2 separate regions of the Homo sapiens genome follow, and region 2 is linked to region 1. A link is an interaction called in ENCODE POLR2A ChIA-PET data of the cell type or tissue named here. Cell type or tissue: Panc1. All regions are shown on one strand. Each heading gives the region's core, and the rest is flanking DNA. Links, peaks and the distances in the headings are about the cores only.

Region 1 (16,841 bases), core at 4,182-12,181:
CTTTGGGAAGCTGAGGCAGGTGGATCACGAGGTCAGGAGTTCGAGACCAGCCTGGCCAACATGGGGAAACCCTGTCTCTACTAAAAATACAAAAGTTAGCTGTGTGTGGTGGCGCGTGCCTATAATCCCAGCTACTTGCAAGGCTGAGGCAGAATTGCTTGAACCTGAGAGGTGGAGGTTGAAGTGAGCCAAGATCATGCCACTGCACTCCAGACTAAAAATACAAAAATTAGCCGCGCGTGGTGGCACATGCCTGTAATCCTAGCTACTTGGGAGGCTGAGGCAGGAGAATTGCTTGAACCCGGTGGGTGGAGATTGCAGTGAGCTCAGGTCACACCACTGCACTCCAGCCTGGGCAACAGAGCTATTCTCTGTCTTTAAATTTAAAAAAGAGAAATATATTTGTCCATATTCCTTGAGCAGTTTATTTATAATTTTATTTTGTTGTATTCTATATAGTCTCTTGGGTTGATGACACTGGAGAAACTTTCAAAAAAGATAAAAGAGAGCATTCTCATGTGACGAAAGTTACGAACACCATTTGAACGTTAACCCTTTTCCAGGACAAGTCTGGGGAGGTTGTTGCTGCCTTCTTAGAATGTTGGTTGTATCCCTAAAATGGTATTGGAAGGAAAATAAAACTCTGACCTCTATGGTAGCAGGTGGAGTTACCCAGAGCCCCACGCCTTTTGAGCACGCTTGATGAGGAGGTTTGAAGTCCACAGCACACCCAGTCCTCATCATCTTTTTTCTCCTTTCAGCCTGGAGCTCTTGGAGGAAAATGCTACCTAATAGGCAGTTCCGTAATTAGGCAGCTAAAAGTTTTTCCTAGGCATTTATGCAAGGTAAGATGTTCCTTTTCCTTTTGCTTCCAAGAATAAATGGAATTAGAGAAGTCTAGGCAACATTGGGGCAGGACCCTGGCAGATCATTTGAACTTCTCTGTGAGTTCAGTGGTAATTGGAATTGTCAGTGCCGGGGCTGGGGAGAGGGCGAGCCTCGCCCTTCCTTCCTTCCCCTTTATGAACACTTTCCCAAAGCCTCTTTCTTCCTTGACGTTCTGCTGCAGGTTTCTTCAATTCACTCTTTGGCCTTAGAGACTGGCATTCTAGGCAAAACTAGGATTTTTAATCAAACAATCTAAAAATAGAATATTCACATATCTTTTTCTAATGGGGAGGGTATGCCCTGAGACAGGCATTTTACCTGGCATCTCATGATGGGGAAGTCTTCAAGTGGTCTAAGCCTTAGAACCATACACAGCTCAGATGCCAACCTTCTGTGGGTAGAACCTTGATCCTGTAGCTTGAGCTAGAGTCTGTAGACCACGAAACAGGCTGCAGAACGATCCTATGAGGAGAGAAGGGTGCCATGTTGCAGGACAGAGCAGGTGTTCACATGTGGCCAGGCCTGGAGACCCCGGATTGCAGGGTAGCCTTGGGAATAGTATCTGTGTCTTCTGACTGCTGGTTTGTTCTGCAGCCTCCCAGGCCATTTTCAGCACTCATCGAAGACTCTATTCCTACATGTAGTCCCGAAGTTGGAGGCCCTGAGAACCCCTACCTGATAGACCCAGAGAACCAAAACGTGACCCTGAATGGTCCTGGGGGCTGTGGGACAAGGGAGGACTGTGTGCTCAGCCTGGGCAGAACAAGGTCAGTGAGATTCGAAGGGCCGGGGCTCATCCTGCCTGCCACCGCCACTCCAGCTCTGGTGCCTGCTGGACGCAGCGCATCTGCAGCAGGTGCAGCCTCCTGACAGGCCTGCGAGGTCAGCGCACCACTGCCAGGGGCTCCAGCCAGACTTGTCATTGTTGTGAATGATAGAAGCATCACACAGGCTCAGGCCTCCACGTGGGAGAGCACAGAGCAAACGTTCTTTCAAAAAGTGGTTGCTAGAACATCTGTAGCTCATGGAATATAAGGAGCATTTGTTGCATGCTGACCTTGTGCCAAGCTGGGTGTTTACTGTCTCATTTAATCCTCACCTAGCTCTGTGGAATAGGCCCTGTGCTACTTTTCCCATGTCCTGAGGGTGAGGGGTGGAGGTTCAAGTGCGTAACAAGCACGACCCCATGTTGCAGCTAGGTCTGAGGTCAGGCCGCCTGCCCCATCCAGCCAGTCACACTGTTGTCCACAGCCACCCGTGGCTCCCCAAGCAGCATGCACCTCACACTGGGTTGGAGCTGTGCTGACCCAGTGGTAACACGGATGGTCTTAGAGCAACGGGGAGGTCTAGACAGTTACAATAATGTGAGCCTTTGAGTAATACTCTTTAAAAAGGAAATGATTTAATTGTTACTAAATACGAGTTAGTATTTAGTAACTGCCTTCTCCCAGCTTGTTTGTTCCAAACAGTGGGGTCTCTAGAAAAAAAAAGAACAATGAATATTCTAGAGTCCCTGGGGAGAGAGAGTGGACATCTCTGCCTCACATGGGTTGGGGTGGGAAATGGAGGCCTCCGTTCTCCAGGTCCCTCCTGCCTGAGGGTCCCCTGGGCTGCTGCAGGGAAGAGGGTGGGGCAAGGAGAGAGGACAGAGGGCTATTGATGAGGTCTCTTAGATACAGAGGGCCATCTGTCCTGCCCCTTGAAGCCCAGGCACTGTGTGTCCTTGCAAAGTCTAGCATAGGGTGTTCCCAGCATGGGACCTGCAGCTGGGAGCCTCAGTAGACTTCTGTGCCTTTCTCCCTGCCCTGCCCTACCCCAGTGTGTGCTGTTTTACAGGACTGAAGCCCACACAGCCCTGTCCCGACTCAGGGCCAGCATGTGGATTGACCGCAGCACCAGGGCTGTGTCTGTGCACTTCACTCTCTATAACCCTCCAACCCAACTCTTCACCAGCGTGTCCCTGAGAGTGGAGATCCTCCCTACGGGGAGTCTCGTCCCCTCATCCCTGGTGGAGTCATTCAGCATCTTCCGCAGCGACTCAGCCCTGCAGTACCACCTCATGCTTCCCCAGGTGAGCTGACCTGCCTCTTGGGCCTCCTGGAGGTGCACAGGAAGATGGGGCTTCACCTGGGCTGGGCTTCTCCACCAGACAGGACTAGTTCCCTACCCATTCACCTGCCCCTCCGGTCACACTCTTTGTCACATCCCCTTCTTGCAGCAAGCATCACACTAAGGGTTGGGGCATGAGACGAAGAAGACCCCCAGTGGGGAAACCAATCTTCACATGTGTGGCAAGGGCAAATATAGAGCTGTCTTGAGGTACCAAATTCATCACGGGGGAATTGGGCCTGATGTTTAGATCCCCCCAGGGATTTAGCTCAGGCTGCTGTAACAGAATAGCCTACACTGGGTGCTTTAAAAAGAGACATTTATGGCCAGGCGCGGTGGCTTATGCCTGTAATCTCAGCACTTTGGGAGGCCGAGGTGGGCGGATCACAAGGTCAGGAGTTCAACACCGGCCTGGCCAACATGGTGAAAACCCATCTCTACTGAAAAAATACAAAAATTAGCCGGGCATGGTGGCATGCACCTGTAATCCCAACTACTTGGGAGGCTGAAGGCGGGAGAATTTCTTGAACCTGGGAGGCGGAGGTTGCAGTGAGCTGAGATTGCGCCACTGCACTCCAGCCTGGGCAACAGAGCAAGACTCCGTCTAAAAAAAAAAAAAAAAAAGAAGGAGACATTTACTTCCCACACTCCCAGAGGCTGGAATTCCATGATCAAGATCAAGCCTGGTGAGGTTCTGGCGAGGTCTCTAGTCCTGGGAGATGGCCGCCTTCTCACGGTGTGCTCACAGAACCTCTTCTTTGTGGGTATACACAGGGAAAGAGAGCAAGAGAGAGCTGTCTAGAGTCTCTTTGTGTAAGGACACTAATCCTATAGGACCAGAGCCCCAGTTAACCTTGATTACTTCCTTAGGAGCCCCATCCCCACATATATCCACACTAGGAGTTAGGGCTTCCACCTGTGAATTCAAGGGAACACAAATCTTCAGTCCACAGTACCCAGGGTCTTGGTGAGATGGAATATGTCCACATAGCTTCACTGAACAATCCAAAACACCAGAAGTCACTCTGAGTTATTCCTTGGGAACTTTCCTGATTTTCTGCCTGTAGTTGACTTTTCTGCTATGAAGAACTAAGTCCTGCTGACTCTTCAGGTCAAGGTTACTTTGCTTTAGCAGTGAAGAGAGGGGAGTCCCAAGAGGTTTTAGACTCTAGGGACTGTTCAGTGACCCGGTAAAGGCTGAGATTTGTGTAGAGCTCAGCTCGCGCTGGTGTGGGCGCAATGGAGGGTGGGAGCATGGGCCACTGGTCAGGGTCTGCCTGGGGGAGACACATAAAGTACTTACCTTGGGCATCAAATTTAAGGGGCACCACAAATACTTGGTAATCAAGGTGAACAGTATTCTGGTGCAATATTTATAAACATCAGAATTCATATCAAAAAATCATATTGGACAAAATATGGAAATTGTAAGCAATGGCAGGATCAGTTTTCCTGATAGTTTCTTTGCCTCAGGCTCCAATAAGGCTCAGCACAGCACTGCTGTTAAACACCTTGCAGCACCCAAAAGTGAACCCTGCTTTGATTATGTGTGTAGCTCCTTACAGCGGGCCAATGGGACACAATGCACATAACTCCAACAGAGGACAGAGAAGATGCATAAAGCCCTGCTGATGTGCTTCAGTTCCTTGCAAATCCATAACTAAATTTGAGTTTGGGTTAGTGATTAAAGGCATGAATCAACAGGTAACTCACCACTGGAGAGAGAATCACATAGAGAACTTTAAGAAAGTGCTTATAAGGGAGCTTTAGAAGACTTTACTTGGCTGAGAAAACTAGTATATATATGTATATATAGTTCATATGTTATCTATTTCACATGTACACAGAAACTCACTCTTTTGAGCAGTGCCAAGGAAGGACTGGAGGATCAGCATGGAGGTCGGGAGGCCTGGTGGCCGTAGATGCCCATACTCCGTGCTTTCCCTGAGTGCAGAGACCATCTTGGGTTCTAACCCCTGGCATGGAGTTTCTGTGAGTGCTTGACTTGTGGAGAGGCACCAAACACCCCAAGTGCCTACTGAAGAGCAAGTTTAGGATTAAACCTCTGCAGAACAGGAAATGGGCTTGCATCCTAGCTACTCAAAGGTGATTGGCAGGGGAGCTGGTCACATGTTTAGACCTTCAAAAAACAATTTATCAGCATTCCTATTGATCTTGTTTGTTTACATTCTCTCCACCAGCTGGTCTTCCTGGCACTCAGCCTGATCCACCTCTGTGTTCAACTCTACCGTATGATGGACAAGGGCGTCCTCAGCTACTGGCGAAAGCCAAGGAACTGGCTGGAGGTAGCCTCTCTTGTGTCATTTTCTTTTGAAAAATAACAATAAACTGTTTATATCTTGAAAAAATAATTTAAATAAGAAATTGATTATGCACTAGCTACTGCCAACATTATTGCAGTTTTCTCCCTCTGTAGTGTTAATCTCAAAACAGCATTTGAGATCAGGTATCATTTAGTGTTGTTACAGTTACCGTCATGTACCACACGAATTTCAGCCAAGGTGGTGGTCCCATAAGATCTTATGGTGCTAAGAAATTTCTGTCACCTAATGACATCTTGATTCTGACCTTGTATGTAGGCCTAGGCTAAATATGTCTGTTTGTATCTTAGCTTTTAATAAAGAAGTTTAAAAATAAAAAATTAAAACAAAATTTTTAAAAATAGAAAAAACTTTTGGAATTAGGATATAAGGAAAATATTTTTTGTACAGCTGTACAGTGCATTTGTGTTTTAAGCTGTGTTATCATAGAGTCAAAAAGTTTAAAAAAATTAAAAGATTTTTAAGTAAAAGGGTTACAGTAAGCTAAGGTTAATTTATTACTGAAGAAAGAAAAACGTGTTTACAAATTTAGTGTAGCCTAAGTGTGCAGCATTTATAAAGTCTACATTAGCGTACAGTAATGCTCTAGGGCTTCACATTCACTCACCACTCACTCAGTGCCTCACCCAGAGCCACTTCTGGTCCTGCAAGTGCCATTCATCGTAAGTGCTGATACAGGTGGATCATTTTTTACCTTTTGTACTGTATTTTTACTGTATCTTTTCGATGCTTAGATATAGTTAGATACACCAGCACTTACCATTGTGTATGATTGCCTCAGTATTCAGTACAGGAACACGCTGCACAGGGTTGTAGCCTGGGAACAATAGGCTGTCTCATATAGCCTAGGTGTGTGGGACTGTCTATGTTTGCATAAGTGCACCCTATAATGTTCCCCCAAGGACAAAATCACCCAGCGATGCATTTCTCAGAAGGCATCCCTGTAGTTAAGTGACTCATGACTGTAACTTACAAACGCGTGTCACATGGGGTGCCAGGTAAGCCCTTCCTCAGGAGCCATCTGAGGGCCTTTCTCTTGGATGTTCCAGCTCTCCGTGGTTGGAGTGAGCCTCACCTACTATGCAGTTTCCGGCCACCTTGTTACTCTTGCTGGAGATGTCACTAACCAGTTTCACAGAGGACTTTGCCGAGCATTTATGGACCTCACCCTTATGGCATCATGGAATCAGGTACACGGTGTGCTCAGGGCCATGCAGATAGAGGCCATGCACTGTGATGCCATCCAAAAGGCAGAGGTCACACAAACTCTAGAAGGTGCGAGACAACAGATTTGTTTGATATCGAGAGATGATGCTCTGAGCTGGCAGATGGGAGTGGCCAGGACAGTGAAGGGCCTGAAGAGCTTGAGACATGCTTTGAACACTGGGGTATGTGGATTCTGCGTGGAGCAGAACTCAAGAGCCTGGAATTCCCCCAGTGCCTCCAGGGGACGCTAAGGGGCACAGGAAGCAGGTGTTGATGCAGCATGGAGGAAGGAGGCTAGCGCTGACTTGCTTAGACACACCATTTTCTCTCTTCATTCTGGCGACAGTCATAAATGCAGGCAGTATTAGCCACTCTGCAAGTGAAGACACCAAAGCTCACAGAGTATCAGGTCCCTCAATAGAGAGAAGTCTGGTTTCAAAGTCCCTGTACCTCCTTCCCCTAGGCAGCCCTTCCTGCAGGGAATGGTTCCCCACAGGGATGGGGGCTCCTACCAGGAGGACCAGGCAAATGTGCACAGATGGGCCTGGACGAGCCCTGGGGAGGGGGCTGATGAGATGGGGCAGGATCCCCCCACAACAGCATGGGACGCTGCCTTCCTGTGGTGGTGGAAGATGAGCCCACATACTCTGCCTCCTTGCCCTGCTGCCCTCAGATCTAGCCCCTCCCTAACCCCCTTGTCCTCCTTTTCCCATCTAGAGGGTGGTCAGGGCCCCAGGGCCACCCCCAGGGCTGGGTGAGTCCTATAGCAACCTAGAGAACAAGGGCCAGTTCCCCTCCATCTTCAGGCCCCTTCTCCCCAGGTCCATTCATCTGCCCCACAACCTCCCTCTCACCCCTTGGCTCCTGTCCGCTGTGTAAGGAGAACCAGGCAGGATGAGGCTCGTTTCCTCTACACTTCTGCTTCCTCCACCAGTGCCCCAGTCCCTGCCTCTTTGTTGGAGATCATTTTGTTGCAAGCAAGAGAAACTCCCTAGGCTAGAGGAAAGAAACAGGTTCTAAAGGAGCCCAAGCAGAAGATTTGGCTTTTCTCCTGAAGTGAAAGAATACATGAATCTGATGAGACAGAACACTCGCACAAGCAAGGCAAAGCAACTGTCACTCACAGATTGGCAGGGACAGCAGAAGCCTGGGCTGCATGGTGAGCCAGTGCCCCCACCTCAGGAAAGCTGACCAGGGTGGACAGAGTCCCGTCTGTGTGTGTCCCGACAGAGTCCCGTCTGTGTGTGTCCCGACAGAATCCTGTCTGTGTGTGTCCCGCTTGCACCAGTTCAGAGAGCCTGGAAAGCTGCCTGCCCTGAAGTTTCATAAGCTGGGGGAACATAACATGCTGTGCTAAAGTGTTAGAGGGCATCCTCTTCTTGGAGGAACATGACCAGAGCCCACGCTCTTCCATGTAGTTCCTCCTTATCTCCGGATATTGCATTCCTAGCACATTCAACAGTTATTGTGAGAACTATAAGCAATAAAAGGGGAAGAGCTGGGCTGGCCAAGGCCAACCAGGGACCTGTTCTGCAGGCACTTATCAGCATCTAATGAAATCTGCATTAAGCAATTATTTGGTTTACTGTCTTCCCCCACAAGGCTGGAAACTGCAGAATAGAGAATGTATCTATTTTGTTCACTACTGCTCCCCTGGTACCAATATTAGGGCCCGATGAGGACTGGCTGCTTAATTTATTGGCATCTCTCTCTGGGACAGACAGCAGGCTTCCTGGTCTACCTTTTATAGTATAGCTCTGCTAGTCAACCCGCTTCCTACTATTTGAGTTCTGGCTTACCCATGTAACTGTAGTCTTGCATGGTCCTGTGGGCTACAATGCCGACATGCCTGACACTCCCTTGCCTGTGCTTAAAGGCCCACAGATAGCGGCCAGCTTTCTGTCTCTCAGTGCACAGCTTACAAGAGCATCTGATTAGTCACTGATTGGCCAGCAGGTGTGGGCCTCAGGAATAGGGGGCAGAGTGAATGTAGGATGTTCTTTTCACCTGATGCGGACAGGGGAGGTTTTCTAGAAGCATGACTAGGGCAAACATGAATCTGGTCTACATACTGACCTGGTGACTTGCAGTAAATAGCCTCCTCCTGACTTCTGACCTTGGGAAGTGAGTTCATCCTTATATCCCTTTTCCCCACTGATGTCCTATCTTTCTCATTATGTTCCCTGCCCCTGCCAGAAAAACTTACCTGGGGAGAGCCCCTCTTCCCTGGGGATCCTTTCTAGGGCAGATGCCAATTTCCAATTCCTCAATTAGCTTCTGAGAAGAGCTGACATGTATTGAGGTTAGCTCCTGCCAGGCACTGCATAAATTCTATATAATCACGTGTATGTTGAGCTATCCAACCATCTAATGAAACAGGTACTAGTATGCCACCCATCTAGACCGAGGCTCTGAAAGGTTAAGCAACTGGCTCAAGGTCACTCACATTGATATAGGAGCTGCACTGGAATTGGCCTCTGGTCTTGGGGTCCTGGGTAACTGCATTCCTAAGCACAGAACTATAATGCAATGGAACGGCCCTCCAAGGACATGGTCCACATTGTCCTGACCCAGGAGTGCTCAAGGCAGGAACCTGTATCTCACACCATTCAGCTCTGTTGCTGTGTTGCTGTGTGTTCAGGGCCAGCTTTTCAGAAATGTGCAGTGTAGACCATGTTTGTCTTCTGAGGTGCCCTCATGTACCCGTCTCTGTTCTGGCACCTTGGCCTCTGCCCACACTACGGCTTTCCCTCCTAATTCCACTTCTGTGGGCACCTGTTGTGCTGTTTGTCAAATTATTCTCTGTAGAGACAGTTAGAGGAATTTAGCTCTAACTTCAATGTAGGCTGCATCCCAGGTGCAGGAAGAACGAGTCATCTTCAAGATAAACACAAATGACTTTCTAATGATGGAATTTAACACCCAGGATTAAAGAACTATGATTTGAGTGTGTGAAAATGAAAATGCACAGGCTTTAGAATCAGCAGACCTAAAACTCACTCCCAGCTCCTCTTTGACCATGTGCCATTGGGCAAGTTTCTTAACTTTCTTCAAGTCTTAATAAGGTAGAACTATGATACATACCTTGGGGGTTTTGCTAGGATTTGAATGTGTGTGTGTGTGTGTGTGTGTGTGTGTGTGTGTATTTGTACAGGCACATTCAAACATATCCTTGGAACAGCTTGGCACCTAGCAGATGTTCCATAAATGAAAGTCATAATAATGGCAATTACTCAGAAGGCTTTATGGCATCCCTCAATCAGATGGAGGCAAGAAAGCGGCCCTTCCACTCTGTCCACAGGAGGTTTATAGCCGTGTTGTCCAATAGTCACCACTAGCCACACATGGCTATTGAGAACTTCAAATGTGGCTAGTCCAAACTGAGATGTGCTGTGAGTGTAAAATACTCACTGGACTTCATAAACTTAGTATGAAAATTAAAAATGTGCTGGGCGTGGTGGCTCACGCCTATAATCCTAGCATTTTGGGAGGCCAAGGCTGACAGATTGCCTGAGTTCAGAAGTTCAAGACCAGCCTGAGCAACATGGTGAAATGCTGTCTCTATTAAAATGCAAAAAAAATAAAAATAATAATAATAGCCACTATGGTGGCATGTGCCTGTAGCCCCAGCTACTCGGTAGGCTGAGACAGGAGAATTGCTTGAACTCACCAGGAGGCGGAGGTTGCAGTGAGCCGAGATCCTGCCACTCAAGCCTGGGTAACAGATTGAGACTCTCTCTCAAAAAAAAAAAAAAAAAAAATTAAAAATGTAAAATATCTCAATAATTTTTATGTTGGTTACATATTGACATGATGCTATTTTTTATGATTTTACATGTACTATTTTAAACAAAATATATTATAAAACAAATTTACTCTGTTTAATTATACTTTTTAAAACATGGCTACTAGAAAATTCTACCCATAGCTTGCATTGCATTTTTCTTGGCCGGTGCTGGCTAAAGCCCCATTCATCCCCCATTCAACCATGTGCGGCCCTGCCTGCTCTGAAGGGAACCCGAGGGGTGACAGCCACTCACAGCTTCTCTAGGTTTTGGTTGTCAGAAGTCATTGTTGACTTTGTCCCAATTACTGAGGAAATAAAACAAACAGAAAACCTTGATTCATTGCCCATATAGATTTTAAACCATCCAGCTGTCATTTCTTTTCTCTTGGGCTTATAATTTTGGTGAGAGCATATGAGATCATACACCCAAAAGTACTTTCCCCATAAGCCCCTGGTAGGGAGGGGAGAAGGGAGCAGCCTTCCTAGAGGCCTTGTGAATGTGGACGAGTCCATAAGGCTGTTTGCCCCTGGGTCTGCCATGCCCCCCAGTTGTACTATGTTTGTCTGTTCACACTGTTTATCTGAGCCGTAGACTCTAGAGATATAAAGTGGAGTGCCTCCCGTATTTGCAAGGATTACGTTTTTAAAAACCTACTTGGAAAGTGTTGGTGCCCTATTCTGTACATGTATCTGGGGGAAAGGAAATAAGCATGCACTAAATACTTCTTTGAGTCCCCTCTGTGGTGATGATTTTCTTATAGCCCAGTAGACTGAGGCGCAGACAGGGAGAACAGACGTGGGGTGGACAGAGTCCCATCTGTGTGTGCCTGCTAGACCTGCTCCATCCTGGTGTTCAAAGAAATGGCCAGGCCAGAATTCAGAGCAGGTCTTCTCAAAATGCGTTACGATTTGTATTTACCCCTAGTTCCAACTCATTCTCCTCTGCAGACATCTGCACTTGATGTCCCTCGGAGACTCATGGGTCTATATAACATCATCAAATCCAATGAACTCTTTATGCATGACTGACAGCTGTGAATATGTCTGCACCTTTCAGTGACTGGCATGGCACACTGACTGTTATGTTCTTCTGTCTCAGAGGGCTCGATGGCTCCGGGGAATCCTCTTATTCCTCTTCACATTAAAATGCGTCTATCTTCCTGGCATTCAAAACACAATGGCATCCTGCTCCTCCATGATGCGCCACTCACTCCCCAGCATCTTTGTAGCAGGGGTAAGAACTCTCCCCTTTATCAGGTGATTTCCCTTGTAAACCATTGATCTGTGTACTCGTCAGCCTTTCTCAAGGGAAAAACAAACTGCTCTCAAGGTTAAACACCGTCTAGAATTCCAGTCTTCTAATCCCTTACAGTGTGGTTTTAGATAACTGATATCAATAGTTACATAGTAAGTTATGGTCATGACAACAATAACCATGATTTAGGAAACACTTGCTCTGTACTATACCTTACAACAGCATGTTATTATTACTAATATAAGTAGTTATTATCACCTACTGAGCTTTCTCTAAGTGCCAGGAATGGCACTTTGGGCCTCTCATAGATTACTTCGTTTAACTATCACAACCAAGCTATGGACAGGCACAGTTCTTCTTAGAAGATTCTCAGGATTTCCTGTCTCAAACAACAGGGCACAGCCAAGTCTTCATCCAGGGCTAGCCCTGAAGTCTGGTCTGGAGGGTGAAGCTCCGAATCAACAGGTACAGAGTACAGCTTGGAGCCCTGATGAAGTTCCTGGGGTGCTGTTGATTCCGATCTGGTCCCAGCAGAGAAAGAGCTTTCTCCAACCTGACAGGCCCTAGTACAGCAAAGAATTGCAATCAGGGCTGAGGGAAAGTCTAGGCCAAGTGCCCTGAGTTAGGAGGCTCTGGCTGTCAGGATCCAAGCCACACAGGACACCAAGCACAGGTCTCCTGCTCCAGGGAAGGGGTTCTGCAAGCCCTATTCACCTTACACTGGAGGAACATGCTGAGCAAACCAGGGCAGAGAGAACGAACCTGAGAGTCAGAGAGAGCAGCATTTGAACCTGGCTGTCCCACACTCCAGCTCACTGTTGCGAGCACCAGCCATTTGCCCAACCTCTGCCTCCAGAAAAAGCATTAACGACATTTGCCCCGAAGGTTACTACTGGCCTTTGAGATTATATGCATGTAGAATTTATGGAGTGATTAAACTAGTCATTATTAAGACCATTTAGCAACATGCAAAACTGCTTTTTTTTTTTTTTTTTTTGAGATAGAGTCTCGCTCTGTCACCCAGGCTGGAGGGCAGTGGTGCAATCTCGGCTCACTGCAAAGCTCCGCCTCCCGGGTTCATGCCATTCTTCTGCCTCAGCCTCCCGAGTAGCTGGGACTACAGGCACACACCACCATGTGTGGCTAATTTTTTGTATTTTTAGTAGAGACGGTGTTTCACCGTGTTAGCCAGGATGGTCTCGATCTCCTGACCTCGTGATCCGCCCGCCTCGGCCTCCCAAAGTGCTGGGATTACAGGCATGAGCCACCACGCCCAGCCAAAAATGCTTTTATGTAAGGAAAAAAAAGCCCAGAATATAAATAATTTGTGTCCAAATTAAGTAGCAGAATTCTAACTGTGCAGCAAGTATAGATGCATAGGCATCAAGGGGAGACCGGGAGACCACACAGCTCAATTTGTCCAGTTGTAGACTCATAGATTGTGCTTTCTTTCTTCTGAGTTCCACTGATGTCTGATTTCACTTATGGAGTAAGTAATACTAAAACGAGTCCTAGTGCATTTGTAGGGAAGTCTTTGGGTACCTGTCCAGGCTTGTACATGAATCCAGCAAGCACCCACACAGAATGCAGCCCATGACTATAGCTGCAGCTAGGTAGGGCCTCTCTGTAGGCCCGTCCACAGTCTACACACACAGCCCCATGTGGACCTATGGGACGACCGCCTGATGGTCTGACATCCAGGCTGAAAAAATACTTGTCAGCACCAGGGCTGGTTGGAGCAGATGGAGTGAGAAGCATGAACGGAGCCAGTGATACAACCCCTCAGATCCCAGGCCAAGTTCCCAGTCTGTTACGACAACCAGGACCATGAAACTTAACCTGAACCAAATCTACATCAAAATTGGAAAGCCTTCCTGATGCTTCCTAAGTGATTTATTTTACTAAGCTCTGGCCAGGTGCGGGGGACATAAAGATCATGAGGGAGCTGCCCCCTCATGGCAACCATGGCTTCCTAAGGGGGCCAAAGGCCAGGGGAGCAGGCCGCTTGTCACCATAGGCAGAGGAGGCAGCTGAGGAGAGGAGAGGGCACTGGCAGGAAGAGCCCTTGAAAGGGAGGAGGGAGACCAGCCACAGTGTGGGAGGCTGGTGGGGTGGGAGGAGGGAGGCCTGGGAGATGGGTGAGAGGGTGACATACGCCTTTTGGGTTCAAAACCAGGGATGACATGATTGATCCACACTCCCAAAACTGCCCCTCCAAGTTTGTCTCTATTTTCAACATTTGGAAGTTGAGTCTTCCACTCCTAAGAAGAGGTGACAAGGTCAGTGCTCTCTGGATTTTCTTTCTGCAGCTGGTGGGGGCACTGATGCTGGCCGCCCTCTCCCACCTGCACCGATTTCTGCTCTCTATGTGGGTTCTACCACCTGGCACCTTCACAGACGCCTTCCCCGGGCTGCTGTTTCATTTTCCCAGAAGAAGCCAAAAAGACTGCCTCCTTGGCCTTTCCAAGTCTGACCAGCGGGCCATGGCTTGTTACTTTGGGATCCTTTTAATAGTCTCTGCCACACTGTGTTTTGGAATGGTAAGTAAACACATCCCCAACTTTCAAGTTATGGTTTGTAAAAGTTTCATTTGCTGTTGGGGTGAAACTCTGGTCCATGTGGACAGGGCCAGGCAACACAGGCCAGATCTCATGGTAATGAATCCCTGCCGTCCAGCTCACCTGCCCTGGGAGGTCAGGTCCGTCAAACACAGTTGGTTTGACTCTCCCTTACTCTAGAATAGTCCAGCACGAGAGCAGCCACCCCAGGGTGCCACTTCCTCCAGGAAGCTTCCCTGGCCCCCCTCACTCTGCACTGAATCACATCATTTCTTACTGTGAACTTCATCTGCAATCTCACACTGCCTCAGGGGTATCTGTTGCCTTTTCTCAGTCTTTCCATCTTATCAGAGTTGCACTCCCATCAGCCACCTCCACTGGACGTGTTCTCCAGGCTAGCGGCTGAAGGAGGAATGGCTCCCTGTTTCACGCCCTCCTACTGACCTGCCACTGGCAAATCTAGTCATGTCATACATGGCTTAAACTCCTTCAGTGGAAGAAGAGTCTCCCCCATGGTCTTGTCCTATTGCCTGGACTTGGGGTCAACAGATTTAGCAAATAAAACTGGAACCCAGTTACAGTTAAGTTTCAGTAAACAATGGAAAAGTTTTCAGTATTAGTAAGCCCCCTGCAGCAGTTCAGACATATTTATGTTAAAAGTTATTTGTTGTTGACCTGAAATTAAAATGTTACTGAGTGTCTTATATTTTACCCCTCCCTGCCGAGGCTCCGACCTGCTCTGCCCAGCCAGACCCAGGATTGCTATGCCCACATCACAAGGGTGGGACTCATCACTTCTATTTCCAGAAGGCCCTACAGGTGTTCCTATGGAAGGCTCAGGGTTGGGACCCCTGCTCTGTGCTTGACTAAGCCTATAGGCATGCTGTCCACACTTACTGAACATGCCTTCCCTCGGATCCCTCCACTGTGACTCGTTCAGCGTTAAGTTCTAAGACAGGGTCAATGTGGTGTTCCCTCTAGAAGCTCTCCCAGCACCGATTCTCCCCTGGACCCCCAAAGGCTCTGAGCATGCCTCCTCATTGCACCCATTGTCTTGTGCTATTGGTTTTTGTCTGCTTTTGAACTCTAGCCACATTCCTAGCAGGCATATTGGTGTGCCTGCCTTCTAGGGTAGTAGTTCCTGACACATTGTAGAGCCCACTGCAAGTTCAGTAAATTTAATATTCAAGCTTTGTAAGTGGATAAAAATTCTCTGCAGTCCTTAAAAGTCTACTGGTATTCTAGTTTAGTAGCTAGAGGGAAACTAAAAGTGATTGCTCATGTTCACACCTTGACAACACTCAGGCCCGAGTCCTTTGCTTTTATCAATGATCCTAGCTCCCTACTCTTGCTCATCCATGAATGCATAAATCCATCGATCACCCATCCACACACCTACTCACCAAACTAGTTACCTGTCCACCTATCCACCCACCCATCCATCCATCAATCCACTCATTTGTTCATTCATGCACTCACTCATTCAACAAAAAACTAAAGAATGCCCATTATATTCAGGCAATGGCGAAACAAAGATAATAACTGCTTCCTGCCTCAGGGAGCTCACAGTCCATAGGGGAAGACTGGCATATACAAATAATTGTGGCAATTTTTATATTTTGAATACAGTTTTTAAATTGGATATGTGATTTGTAAATCTGTAGCTTCTCCTTTTATTCTCTTAACAGCATCTCTACAGAGCAGAAGTTGTAAATTTTGATAAAGGCCAGTTTTTCAATGTTTTCTTTTATGGATTTTGCTGTTGGTGTCCTGGCTCAAATGAATTGCCAAACCCAAGGTCACATATTTTCTCCTATTATTTTCTTCTAGAATTTTTTTTGTTTCTTTGTTTTTGGTTTTTTTGTTTTTTTTTTTTGAGACAGAGTCTCACTCTGTCGCCCAGGCTGGAGTGCAGTGGCGTGATCTCAGATCACTGCAACCTCTGTCTCCCAGGTTCAAGTGATTCTCCTGCCTCAGTCTCCTGAGTAGCTGGGATTACAGGCGTGTGCCACCACACCCAGCTAATTTTGTATTTTTAGTAGAGACAGGGTTTCGTCATGTTGGTAAGGCTGGTCTCGAACTCCTGACCTCGTGATCCTCCCGCCTCAGCCTCCCAAAGTGCTGGGATTACAGACGTGAGCCACTGCACGTGGCCTTTCTTCTAGAATTTTTATAGTTCTATGTTTTACATTTAGGTTAATCATCTGTTTTAAGCTAATTTTAATGTAAGATGTGAGGTATGGAACAGAGTTCCTGTTTTTTATAAATGAATATCCAATTTTTCCAGCACAATTTTTTTGAAGAATATTTACTCCATTGAATTGGCTTTACAACTTTGTCAAAAAGCAATTGACTGTATCTGTGTGGATCTATATCTGGGTTCTCTATTCTACTCCATTGATCTTTCCTTTAGCCAATCCCATGAGGTCTTTTTCACTCTGTGGCAAATCTTAAAGTAGCATGGATGAGTCCTCCAGCTTTGTTCTGTTTTGACTGTAGGTGTTCTAGCTCTTTTGCCTTTCAATATGTTTTAGAATCATCTTGTTACTATCTTTTTAAAAAATCATGTTGGTGTTTTGATTGAACTTGCTGTGGAATTATAAATCAAATTTGGGGGGAATTGGCATCCTAATAATATTAAGCTTTTTTGATCCTAGAATTCTGTATTTCTCTCCATTTATTTAGATACTCTTTGA
Region 2 (12,035 bases), core at 4,036-12,035, 160 kb before region 1:
TTTTGAGACGGAGTCTCTCTATCACCCAGGCTGGAGTGCAGTGGCGCGATCTCGGCTCACTGCAACCTCCATCTCCCGGGTTCAAGCGATTCTCATGCCTCAGCCTCCTGAGTAGCTGGAATTACAGGCACCCACCACCACACCCAGCTAATTTTTGTATTTTTTTAGTAGAGTCGGGGTATCACCATATTGGCCAGGCTGGTCTCGAACTCCTGACGTCAAGTGATCCACCTACCTCGGCCTCCCAAAGTGCTGCGATTGTAGGCATGAGCCACGGCGCCCAGCCCAGCTTTTCTTCATAACTCTCAACTCTTTGCAGTCAGGCAGTTCTCAGAGCTAATTAGGGCATTTCATGTCACAGTATAAGTTTGGTATGTTTTTTCTATTGCTTAAGGAAAAGCAAGATAGTAACGTATAATACTTTTTGTCCAAAAGTGCAAGATATTTTGGTCTGTGAGTCTCATAGGAGCCCCTAGAAATAAATATAGTTTGCCTTTTAACTGTTAGAAACTGCAGCACTCTGAGTGTCCTATGCCCAAAGAATGGCCTTCTCTTGGTTGCGTCAACATAGCAGGCTTGCTTCTTTCTGCCTCACGGCTTTACATGTGCTGTTTCCCCAGCCTGAAACCCTGTCCCCTTGTTCTTGTCTTCCCATGGCTGCTGCTTCTCCTGCTTTTGGTGGTATCTGAAATGTCACCTCCTCAGTCTAAGGAAACTCCCCCACACTCACCCTGGTCTCTGTGGAGTGCTTTCTCACGGCTATAATGAGCATTTCATACAGTTTCATTTGTTTGCATTTTTATTGATCTGTTTGTTCCACTGGAACACTAAGGACCTTTTTGTCTTATCACCACACTTCCCAGTTCCTGGAAGTACCCAGAGTCTGTTCCATAAATATTGGCACCATCAATATTGGTCGAATGGCTTTTGAGTGAATAAACTGACAGCATTCCACTTAGATTTGGTATTTCAACTTTTTTGTCCCGGGTCTTCGGGTTTGTTTTGTTGTTGCTTAATATTAACAACATAAAAATATTTTTAAATTCTTTTCTTGGCAGTTATCTATGTCAAGCAGTAGCCGCATTGTGACCCATGACATCCCCATAAAGGTGATTCCTAGGAAATTGTGGAAGGACTTACAAGAACCGGTGGTCCCAGATCCTGATGTAGGTGATGCCTGCAGTCCTGCTGTACACCCCACATTAAATGGCATGACTTGAATTCTCTAGTTTTAGTTGTAGTCTTGCAGTATATTTTATTTTTAAAGGATACTTAACGAAAACATTAGATTATTTGCCTTTTGTTATTTACATAAAGCATCTTAAAAATGTTGCATATGATAGAAATGTCATGCCATCCTATATGTAGAAAATGTCTCGCTCAGTAACATCACTTAAAACACAAATGATACTTTTGGAGGACAATTAGTATTTATTAGTATTCTTGGCCTTAGACACCAATTTGGGTTTCACAGGACTTGATCTTTTCCTCAGCCGGTCAGGAGCGATATCTGGATGTGCACGAAAGCCAAGAAGAGAAGAATTTCATGGCTTAGGGCTAACATGGGGTAACGGTCATGCCGATGGTTAACCCTAGAGCTCCTGAAAGTAAAGATGATGCCAAAGGGCCCATTTCCTCTTGCTCACAATTTGTTTAAGAAGAAAGTACAGAAATATGCTGGGTAAAATAATTACTTGACTTTTACTAGATGGCACCTACACTGATTTTGAAAAAGCCTGTGTTTTATAGAGCACTCTTGGTAACAGTCTCAGATGTGATGCAGTGACTGTCTGCCATGTTTTTGTACAGAGCATGGAAAAGGCCCTTGAATCATAGGTGTAAATGTCCCTTAGAGGAGGGCCTCCTGCTGATTGCCTGAGTTATATTCCCCCTGGACCAATATAGGGGCATCTCAGCTGAAGTACCCTATTCCTTCTTGAGCCAAAAGAATGCCCACAGGGACATGGTTGCTGAGGTAACCAGAGGCAGGCATTCCATTCTTTAATTTTGCTTGAGCATCCTTGAGTTAGTGAAATAGAATTGGTTTTCTTTTTATATTTTTAAAAGAACTTTATTCAGAAAATTGTAAAATAGTATCCCATAGTTTTTGAGCATGCATGTGTTCTAGAGTTAGTTATGGGGCCCTTGTCATTACTAGAGTATATTAATATTTTTAATACTTGTGCTTTTTTCTCATTGGTTTTGTAGGTTAGTATTTATTTACCAGTCTTGAAGACTATGAAGAGTGTTGTGGAAAAAATGAAAAACATCAGCAATCACCTTGTAAGTCACAACTTCTTTAGAAAAGAACTCTGAAGTATTTGGTGGGACGGCGTGGGTTCTCCAGCTCACCCTGCAGCAGTCCATGCAGGTGGGCACCTCCTAACCGAGTTCCCACTTATGAGGACCTGGCCTGGTGCTGAGAACCTGCAGATTGCTAGTTGGATTTAGAAACCTATTCCAATACTTTTCAACTCTAATTCTTTGAGGAAAGCTTTTATATTTGCCTTTAATCTGCCTGTTTTTCCTCTTATATTTTGTATGAAACATTGTATCTTTCTTTTTTTTTTTTTTTTTTGAGACAGAGTCTCACTCTGTCGCCCAGGCTGGAGTGCAATGGCGCCATCTCACCTCACTGTAAGCTCCGCCTCCCGGGTTCATGCCATTCTCCCACCTCAGCCTCCCGAGTAGCTGGGACTACAGGCGCCTGCCACCATGCCTGGCTAATTTTTTGTTTCGTATTTTTAGTACAGACGGGGTTTCACCGTGTTAGCCAGGATGGTCTCGATCTCCTGACCTCGTGGTCCGCCCGCCTAGGCCTCCCAAAGTACTGGGATTACAGGCGTGAGCCACCGCGCCCGGCTGGAACATTGTATCTTTTACCTGCTAACGTGCCCGTATTTTTCTGTGAGTCACTGATATGACTGACAGTGAGTTTGGAGTTTCCTGTCTGCGTGCCAAGTGTCTTTCAGTGAGCCAGGGACAAAGATATGCCACACCATAGCAGCCTTTATTCCAAGCACACCTCACACCAAGCTAGGGGGCACTTTTATATTTCTGTTTATTTTCTGTTTATTTTGTGGAAGTCTCCTATGGCCACATGGCTCGAAATGTTACAGTGTGTGACAGTGGTGGGAAATGTGTAGGTTATCCTCATTCATACCTGGGGTTATTGTGAATTCTTCCTTCACTCACTGCCCCTCCCTCCTCCCCCTGCTCCCTCCTATCCTGCTCCAAAAAACACCCTTGGTTATGTCCCTGAATCTTCTAAAAACCACTGTCCACCTGATGAAGCATAAACTTTTGATCTTGACAGTGTACCAGGCCACCTTTATAGCCACATCTCTGTTGTATTGCCACACCCTCCCTGCAGAACGAGGCTGGGTTCTGGTATTCCCCCACAATGCCTCTTCTTTTTTGTTCAGTTTCTTTGCCATTTGACACATGGCTTCTTCTCTCCATCTCCCTGGAAGGCACTTAGCCATTCTCATGCTTCATCACAGACCTTTCCCCACCACCCCTCTGGAAGCTCCTCCATGGAGCTGAGCTGTCCAGTGTACATGGTAAATCACCTGCTAAGATCTCTGAAGGTCTCGTGAACCACCAGCTTCTTGATAAAGGAAACCCCATCTTAATCATCTTTGTGTCCCAGCTGCCCAGTGTGGGATTGCCACTCAGTAGGCAGCAATAAGTGTTGCATGGATCTGGAACAAAATTTAGCTTCAAGAGGTCTTTGAAATCACAAAAGTATTTTGAAGCCTAGAAAATGTACATTTGACTGTTTTTTTCTAGAGTTCTGCACACTAAGAGCAATGCTGTCATTGGACCTGGGTAACTCAAAGCTTTTCCTTCATAACTTAATCTATAAAATCTGTTTTCCATGAAGCAGTGTGCACTGTGCTGACGTTGGTGTCACCTGTGACTGCAGTGATGCTGATCCAGTTGTCAGGCTGGCTTCATCTGGGGATACCCTGGGGACTTCCAGAGAAATTCAGAGAGGCCCAGGAGAGAAAAGACAGGGCTGTTAATTGAAGGATGGCATTTGTTTGTTCTTTCTGTTCAATGAAAATGAGTCAGCAAGGTAGAGAGGTAGAAGGGTAGCTTAGAATCATCAGAGGTGTTTTGTTTTCTCTTTTTTGGAGTTTAAAAAAACATAGAAATATTGTGGAGAGGCTACTACGATCTGGAATTACTAAATGGAAAGTTATCAAGTTACTGTAGCAAAGTACATAATGAGGTCTTCCTGGGTATCCAGAATTCTGTATCTGAATATTACAGGCAGTAGAATTAAGGAAAATGGGTAGACTTAACACACTAAAAATGCCCACCTTCCCATTAGAGATGCCCAGTTACTTCCTTTCATTAAATGCGAGGTGTGACTGATGGGGTGGGTTGTATGTGACTCATGCAGGAGCAGAAAAAGAAGCAAGAACTGGAGGGAATTGACATCATGTTCTAAGACATTGCTTCTAAGTTCTACCATGCGTGTGAATCCCCTGGAATCTGGTTAAAGTGCAGGTTCTGATTTGGGAGGTCTGAGCTGGAGCCTGAGGCTCTGTTTCTGACCAGCTCCTGGGAGATGTCGATGCTGCCTGTCTTCAGACCACATCATGTAGCAGTACTTTGTGATGTGTGCCTGTATTACTCCGTTTTCACGCTGCTAAAAAGATATTACCTGAGACCAGGTAATTTATAAACAAAAGAGGTTTAATTGACTCACAGTCCTGTATAGCTGAGGAGGCCTCAGGAAACTTACAGTCATGACAGAAGGCAAAGGGGAAGCAAGGCACGTCTTAACATGGCAGCTGGAGAGAGAAGAACACAGGAAAAACTGCCATTTTTAAAACCATCAGATCTCATGAGAACTCCCTCACTATCAAGAGAACAGCATGGGAAAAGCTGCCCCCATGATCCAGTCACCTACCACCAGGCCCCTTCTCAGCACTTGGGGATTACAATTCGAGATGAGATTTGGGTGGGGTTGCTGAGCCAAAACAAACCACATCATTGCCATACTATATTGTACTTCAAATGTTATCTGAGAAACGGCTCTGCAGGGTCACCTAATGATAGAAACCAGAGTCTATGTTTAGGAGTCATGATATGGAAGAGGGGAGTCATTGGAGCCACATACCTGGGTTCAGCTCCAGGCTGCGCTGTGCAGTGAGTACCCTAGTGCTGGATACTACCCCAAATGGGGATAACAGTGCAGCTATGACAGGGGCTTCGTCAGTTTTTAAAAATTTAGAGATAATTTTTACTAGGTGCCCAGTATAGTCAGCATTCTATAAACAATAGTTGACTATTTTAAGGAAATCATTGAAAGATCTTACCCTGATACTTAAGAAATCAAGTGTGTTGTTGTGTATAATATCCCAAATAACTGAATCTTAAAATAGACATGAGTGACCAGTGTTCAGAGAATTAGTTGTTTGTTAGTTTCTTCAGTAAGTATTGACTTAAGGCCACCATGTGCTAGGCACCAGGTGTTAATGGTTAGGAGGGAGTTGGAATCTAATGTTCTGTTACTGAGATTCTTAGGAATTTGAAGAAAACACAAGAGAACATTTAAGCCTGAAGTGCATCTAGGCCCATTGCAAGTTGCATTTTTAAATAAGTATTTATTTATTTATATCTAAAACCATTGCTTTTCAAAACAATGGGAATTTACAGATCTTGGGTGTGTGGTTGTTTGGAACAAATGAGCTAAGGTCATGTGTTAGCCTTAGCCCCACTAAGCAGTCTAGCATATTCACAAAGATTGTTTTATATATTTTATTTCAGTCAACTATTGTTCCAGATTGTAGGAAAACGGGTTAGGAAATATAACAATATATTTTTTTGGATTAATGAAAGAAAAGGGTTGAAAATGAGTATTTCTCATTCAAAGTAGATTATACAACAGGTAAGTTTGGGGCACTATTTTTCTATTAATGTGAAAAGCTCAGAAATAAGAGCTCACCCAAATTAGAAAAACTTTGTTTCTGGAATGAAAACTATTCAGAGTTCACCAATTTTAAGGAATAAGAACAAGGAACACTAAATTGTATTCAGTAAACATGAACACTGATACAGAGCCGTGCAGACAGAGTGCCTTCTCTGTTTTCTTTCTGTGACACTGTGAGGATGGAATGGCCCTAAATAAGACCAGTTGCTAGGTGGCACTTTTCTAGTACTAGATGGCAAAATGCTATCCAGCAGACTACACACTGGCTTTCCAGAGACCTCCTAGGCTTTAACATTGGGCAGATATCAACATCAAAAAGAGAAATAACAGGTACTGGTTCTTTTAGGAGGAAATTTCATTGTAGGTGCGGGAGTGGACCAGGATAGGTTAGCAAAACCTCAAACCATACTGTGGCATATGCTTCACTTCTAGGTTCCATCCAATTAAAAGAACTGATTGGTTGTTGGGGTGGGTAGAGGAGCTTCAAAGGAAAGGAGTCCCTTGTGACCTGTGGAGACAGTCCCCGGGCAGCAAGAGCAGGAGTAGAAGAGGGGTGCCCGATGGTATATGAGGGGATGGCAGAAGTCTGGTAGCCTGGGCGTGTGGAGTTTGGCTCAGCCATCCTCAGTCCTGGTAACCCAACAGCAGCCCCAGACCCTTCTGGATTTGGACATTTCATTTTCCAACATGTGAGTTTATTTTCTAAATAAATGGCTATGTTCTCATGAGATTCTGAAGGCCTTATAGTCATATTAAATGTGTGTTTATGACAAATGGTTGATTTATATTTTATAAAAATAAGACACTGATTTCCACATTCTTCTCATTTTCCCCCTTCCTGTTTTGTAATGGTTATATTATGTCTACATCATCAGAGCATAAAATTTTATTACTACACGTTATTCTGTCCTCTTCATTCCTGTTGTTTAGTTTTGGTTCTAAAGGTCAAAATAAGGCTCACACTGTTTATGCTGTAACTTCTCCAATGATTTTTTTGGTTATTAAAAGCCTATTCTCTAGCATATCACTCAAGAAGGACTCACAGGAATAGGATTTCATTGGTTATCATGTGTTTATAATGTCAGTTTGGCTCACTGCACTGCATTGTCTGCTGGTGTATATTATTGCTATCAAAAAGAATGACTCCATTCTGATTTTGTTTCACAGCTTGGATTTATTCATTTGAAAGTGGGGACTAAATACCCTGGGGATTTTTCCCATTTTTCTTTCAATCCAATTGTCTTGACCATCCGGGGTCAGTTTTCCCAGGTGTGTGGTGTGTCCTTTCAATATGTGGGCCGAACTCTTCATTCACTTCAGGAAAGTTTTGAGCTGTAGTTGATAGCATTTCTTTTCCAGTGCTTTGTTTTTCTTCTGGGACTCAGAGGGCTTGGATCTTCTCCACTGTCTTTATTATTTTCTGTCAGATCCTTTTAACTCTTTGTTTCTGTTTGGTAAATTTTATCTTTCTCCTTTCCATCCCAGTTTCTCTTACTATTCTCTCTGTGGTGCCTATTTGCTCTAGTCTTCCTTCTAAACTAGTTTCTGTTTCTGAAATTTTTCCTTATGTTTCTAATTACTTCCTGTGCTGTCAGCTGTGTTTTATGTGCGTGCTCTCTGGTCATCTCATGTCTGAGCTTCCCTAATTCTGATTTATGTTGTTGTGTCATAGCGTCTATTATTGTTCATTTCTCTTTTTTTTTTTTTTTTTTTTTTGAGACAGAGTCTCGCTCTTTCACCCAGGCTGGAGTGCAGTGGCGCAATCTCGGCTCACTGCAAGTTCCGCCTCCCGGGTTCATGCCATTCTCCTGCCTCAGCCTCCCGAGTAGCTGGGACTACAGGCGCCCGCCACCACGCCCGGCTAATTTTTTGTATTTTTAGTAGAGACGGGGTTTCACCGTGTTAGCCAGGATGGTCTTGATCTCCTGACCTCGTGATCCGCCCGCCTCGGCCTCCCAAAGTGCTGGGATTACAAGCGAGAGCCACCGCGCCCGGCTGGTTTTTCTGGTTCTTTTAGGAGGAAGTTTCATTGTAGGAGTGAAAGTGGACCAAAATAGTTTTCTAATTTAATGACTCTAGAATTCTCTATTCTTTGTAACCACAAAATATTAAAACATGCATCCTCACCACATCCCCAGGACTTTCTGAGATCTGTCCCTCTTTTTCCTTCATTTAAAGTTTCATTCCCTTTTTTTTGCCCAAGGTGCCCATTCTGCTTAGTTGAGGCTCTTACTTCCCGTGGTTCCTTCTCAGTGCAGGACTCTCTCCTGCTGTGAGGGAGTTCTCATCAGCTCCACCCAGCCCTCCCTAGAGCCCTGCCCTTGTGCTGCTGTAGTCTCCTGGCAAGTCCTCTCGGAGTTCCACCTGTTTTCACATCTTCACTGAGTTCTTCATTCCGGGAGGCAGGCAGGGGGACTTCCCCTTTGAGATTTTTGGGAGATTTCTGAGTTCTTGGCTCTTGGGCCTTATCTTCTCACTTTCCCTGATAGCACGGGGGTCTCAGTGTGCTCTGAGGTGTTTTGAGGTTTTGTAGGGTACTTTGTCATCTGGTTGTGTGAAAGCTGTTGCCCATGGAGTTTTTTTCCTTTTGGCTTCCTTTTCTAAGACTATGTAAAATACTCAATTTGCAGGTTATTGAAGCAAACCTAGATGGAGAATTGAATTTGAAAATAGAAACTGAATTAGTATGTGTTACAACTCATTTTAAAGATCTTGGAAATCCTCCATTAGGTAAGTTTTCTAGTGGGTTATATTTTGCTTTGGATAAGTTAATTGTTTCAGATAACCTACCTGTTGAGGTCTCTTCATGTAAAAAGGTTGAAATTCAGTTGACTTTGTTTCATGCTTGGGTGAAGAACAAAGGAATTGAGACTGGACTATGTATCCCTGTGGTGTAGTGGGGCAGTTAGCCACCAGGGGGAGAAGCTGTGCCACCAAGTAGCTGACAGATCTGTGCAGGGTCTCCATCCTCTGTAGAATTCGGATCAAGTTACATAACCTCCAAGATCCCTTCCAGCTATTCAATTCCTGTCCTACTCCTAAAGATTTCTATTTCTCACCTGGCATGGATTCAGAAAGGTAGATACATTTGTTCTTATATTCTCCTCCTTCAGTTACTTCCATATGTATGAAATTAGTGTAGCAGATGCAAAACTGTTTCACTTGATCACATTTCTTATCTCATACAAGGTAATAAGGGACGATAGAGTCAGTTCAGCAAGTGGGGAGAGAGGGGACGGTTGGACAGTTTGGTGAGTTATAAGCCAAGAGGGGGTTAGAATCATGGCTGGAAAGTGGCAGCTGCACAGTAGCAGGGGCTGCCTGAGCAGGAAAGCAGGTAAAGGACCAGGGGAGAAACACCTGGGGATGATGAGAAAATCATTTTATGATACATAAGTGTGCCAGAACCAATAAAATCGGCCCTAGTCACATTTAAGTTACTACGAGTCTGCTTGAATATAAACACAGATTTTAGCATAGAGTTGGAAGGAATTTTTACTTTCTAGTTAAGAGCATCCTGCTCCAGCAGAGTGAAATCCATACGGTTATGCCTTTGATAATATTGTGTAAAGCGATTCATTCTGATGTCACTCATTTTGTTTCTTTTAATAAACATAAGGTGGGACTTATCTTTGGTACTTTCTCAGAGGTAGAAAGGATGTTTTCTTTTTTTTTTTAATTCCACTCCAGAATGACAGGCCTTGTATTAGTTAATGTATATATTTTCACTCTTAAAATACATAGTAAGTACAAATAAATAAAATTTTCTTTGACCTGAAGAGGGAGATTGAGTTATATTTCAAGTCCCCTGTAAATAAAGATGCCTTGGAAATTATCATAGTATTTTAAATAGTTAGGACCTAATGCTTAATGAATGACAACATTTACAAGTTGCAATATTTCTTCAGGATGCTAAAATCAGTGCTAAAGTGAATCATTTATTTAAGTAAAATGCATTGAGTATCTCCAGGTTTCCTGTTACGTGGGAAGATGTTGTATTTAAATGCATTCCTATCATTTTAGCCTCTGAAAGCACCCATGAGGACAGAAACGTGGAACACATGGCTGAAGTGCACATAGATATTAGGAAGCTCCTACAGTTTCTTGCTGGACAACAAGTAAATCCCACAAAGGCCTTATGCAGTGAGTGTGCTTCTCTGTTTTGTTTTTCATATTCTTTCATATTCTAAATACTGCAGTCAACTCTAGTCTAACAGATTGCATATAGTCTCATAAATCCAAAAAAAAAAAAAAAAGCTCAATTATGTGGACTTTAACTTCCTAGAACAGTGGGGTTTTTTAAATTTTCCTAGATTCAGAAGTACCTAAGGTGGCAGCAGAGAAACAACCCCTGGGCACTCTGTTAGGGCCTGAAACCTGCAGCCACACTGGTTGGTAGGTGGGTTGTGTGCTGCCTCAGTTGGCCAGCACACCTGGAGATGCCATCGGGAGAATGGGTGCAGATCATCCCACCTTCTCCATGGTCATCTAATTTGACCTGCTCAGAGTGCCAGACACGGTTTGGCTTGGATTTAAGTTTTCCCTTGTGATGTCTTGTTTCCTTTCTGTGGCTATGCTGGCCTGCATTCGCTGCCCCATATCTGTCCCTTGGCTGCTGGTTGTTAACAGTTGCCTCTTGATTCTGGCTGGGCCCCATCTTGTGAGGTCACACACCTGCTCCAGCACTCTTCATCTACTGACCACACATGAGAAAGGCATTACCTGCCAAGAGCTTTTCAAGGCATTTTTGTCACCTTACTACTGAAATCACAGCAACCTAAAAGCGACTGCATCCTGGATTTGAAGTTCCACGTTTTGTAGCATAGCTCCCAGGCTGAGCTGAGAGGGAGGTTGAGCCAACACTGCACCTCATCCCCTTCAGATCTGCAGTGTGCTGTAGAGAAGGAACAGAAGATTCTAGGTGGCAATGTCAAGGACCAGCCCTTTTGAATGAGAGACATGAAGAGAATCAGAAGAGACCATGGGAGGGGCAATGGGTGTTTGGGAATTGGGGAAGGTGTCACACAGTTGGAGTGATGGGCACAGAAGGAGATATCGCCAGAGAAGCAGCTCTGAGGGTAGAGATGGAGAAGCTAGACTAGGCCAGATCATGGGGAGTTTTGGGGTGAGGTACCTGTGCTGCATTTTAAGGAACTTTGACATGGACGATGTCATATTTCTAGGGCTGAGCATAGTGGGAGCTGTGTGGCAGTGCAGGGTCCTTAAAGGTGCTTCTGAGAACCTCGATGTGCATGGAGATCGCCTGAAGGTCATGTAAAGGGACTCCTTATTCATAGTTTGGGCTGGGCCTCATGGCTGCACTTCTCCCAAGCTCCTGTACAATGCCCAGACCCTTGGTCCTGACAAGCACAGTGTGAATGGTGAGAGAGTGAAATACCCCTCCTGTCTGCAGAGTGTGGAAACACAGGGTGTGGGGGGCCCCTGCGCTGCACAACATCAGTCTTTGAACTTGGTATTTTGGGGACTTTCTGAATCCAAGGCTGTTGAGGAACATGGAAGAGTTCTTATCAAAGGTGGTTGACTAAGCCAAGTGTCTTCCCAACATTCACTTTGGTGTCTCCACGTGTAGCAGAGAAAGGAAGACCAGCAAATTGTGATGTAGCAAAAATTTTTTTTAAAACACCGTGGGTTGAACTTCTCATACCTTCTTAACTTCCCAAAGCCCCTTTTCTGTCTCTGTTAGTCTCCTTCAGGTGTCGGCTCAATTGTCCCCTCCTCTAGCTAGGTCCTGCCACCCTCAGTCTCTGCCTCTCCTGTGCCCTTGCACCACCTCTCCTAAAGAATGTTTGTCTCCTGCTTGTCCTTTCTGGTCCTTTCCCCAACCTCCCATCTCCTGGGATTGGCCTCTCTGCAGCCTGCTCACACATGGTTTCTTGTCACTCACTCATATCTGCTGGAGAGCTTTCCTCGGCTGCTGTGCTGCAGCTCCCCGAGCTCTCGGTGGTTGTCACACTGTGTGCTCCTGCCCACCCTCATGTGCTCTTTACTTCCCTGCTTGGTTGCATGCCTGATGCCTTGGATTTTAGCCATCACCCATGGCCCTCACGGGATTGGCAGGACCGTTGAG

Evidence for each region. Peaks named below come from ENCODE experiments on the same cell type or tissue, not always from the same donor. Only the 100,000 strongest peaks of a DNase experiment are listed, where the experiment ranks them.
Region 2: POLR2A ChIA-PET joins it to region 1 with 7 read pairs; 2 of 35 experiments call an interaction of 5 or more read pairs at or near these places.

The regions. Positions count from the first base shown.
Region 1 is chr7:47,797,935-47,814,775 of GRCh38, reverse strand. PKD1L1 (polycystin 1 like 1, transient receptor potential channel interacting) reads left to right here. Exons shown (of 57, transcript NM_138295.5): 48 at 762-845; 49 at 1,483-1,655; 50 at 2,725-2,959; 51 at 5,199-5,303; 52 at 6,389-6,529; 53 at 11,432-11,566; 54 at 13,897-14,127. It overlaps PKD1L1-AS1 (PKD1L1 antisense RNA 1), which reads right to left. Exons shown (of 4, transcript NR_161269.1): 2 at 1,207-1,350. Among named protein-coding and RNA genes, the nearest start is that of PKD1L1-AS1, 11 kb to the right of the region's middle. In Panc1, for the core only: no CTCF peak of the experiment used is centred there; no DNase peak of the experiment used is centred there; H3K27ac peaks cover 8,000 bases.
Region 2 is chr7:47,965,861-47,977,895 of GRCh38, reverse strand. It overlaps HUS1 (HUS1 checkpoint clamp component), which reads left to right. Exons shown (of 8, transcript NM_004507.4): 4 at 1,059-1,166; 5 at 2,209-2,283; 6 at 8,578-8,677; 7 at 9,971-10,090. Among named protein-coding and RNA genes, the nearest start is that of HUS1, 7.7 kb to the left of the region's middle. RefSeq lists a silencer at 8,710-9,004. In Panc1, for the core only: a CTCF peak has its summit at 8,866 (motif pointing right); a DNase peak (open chromatin) is centred at 8,856; H3K27ac peaks cover 1,594 bases.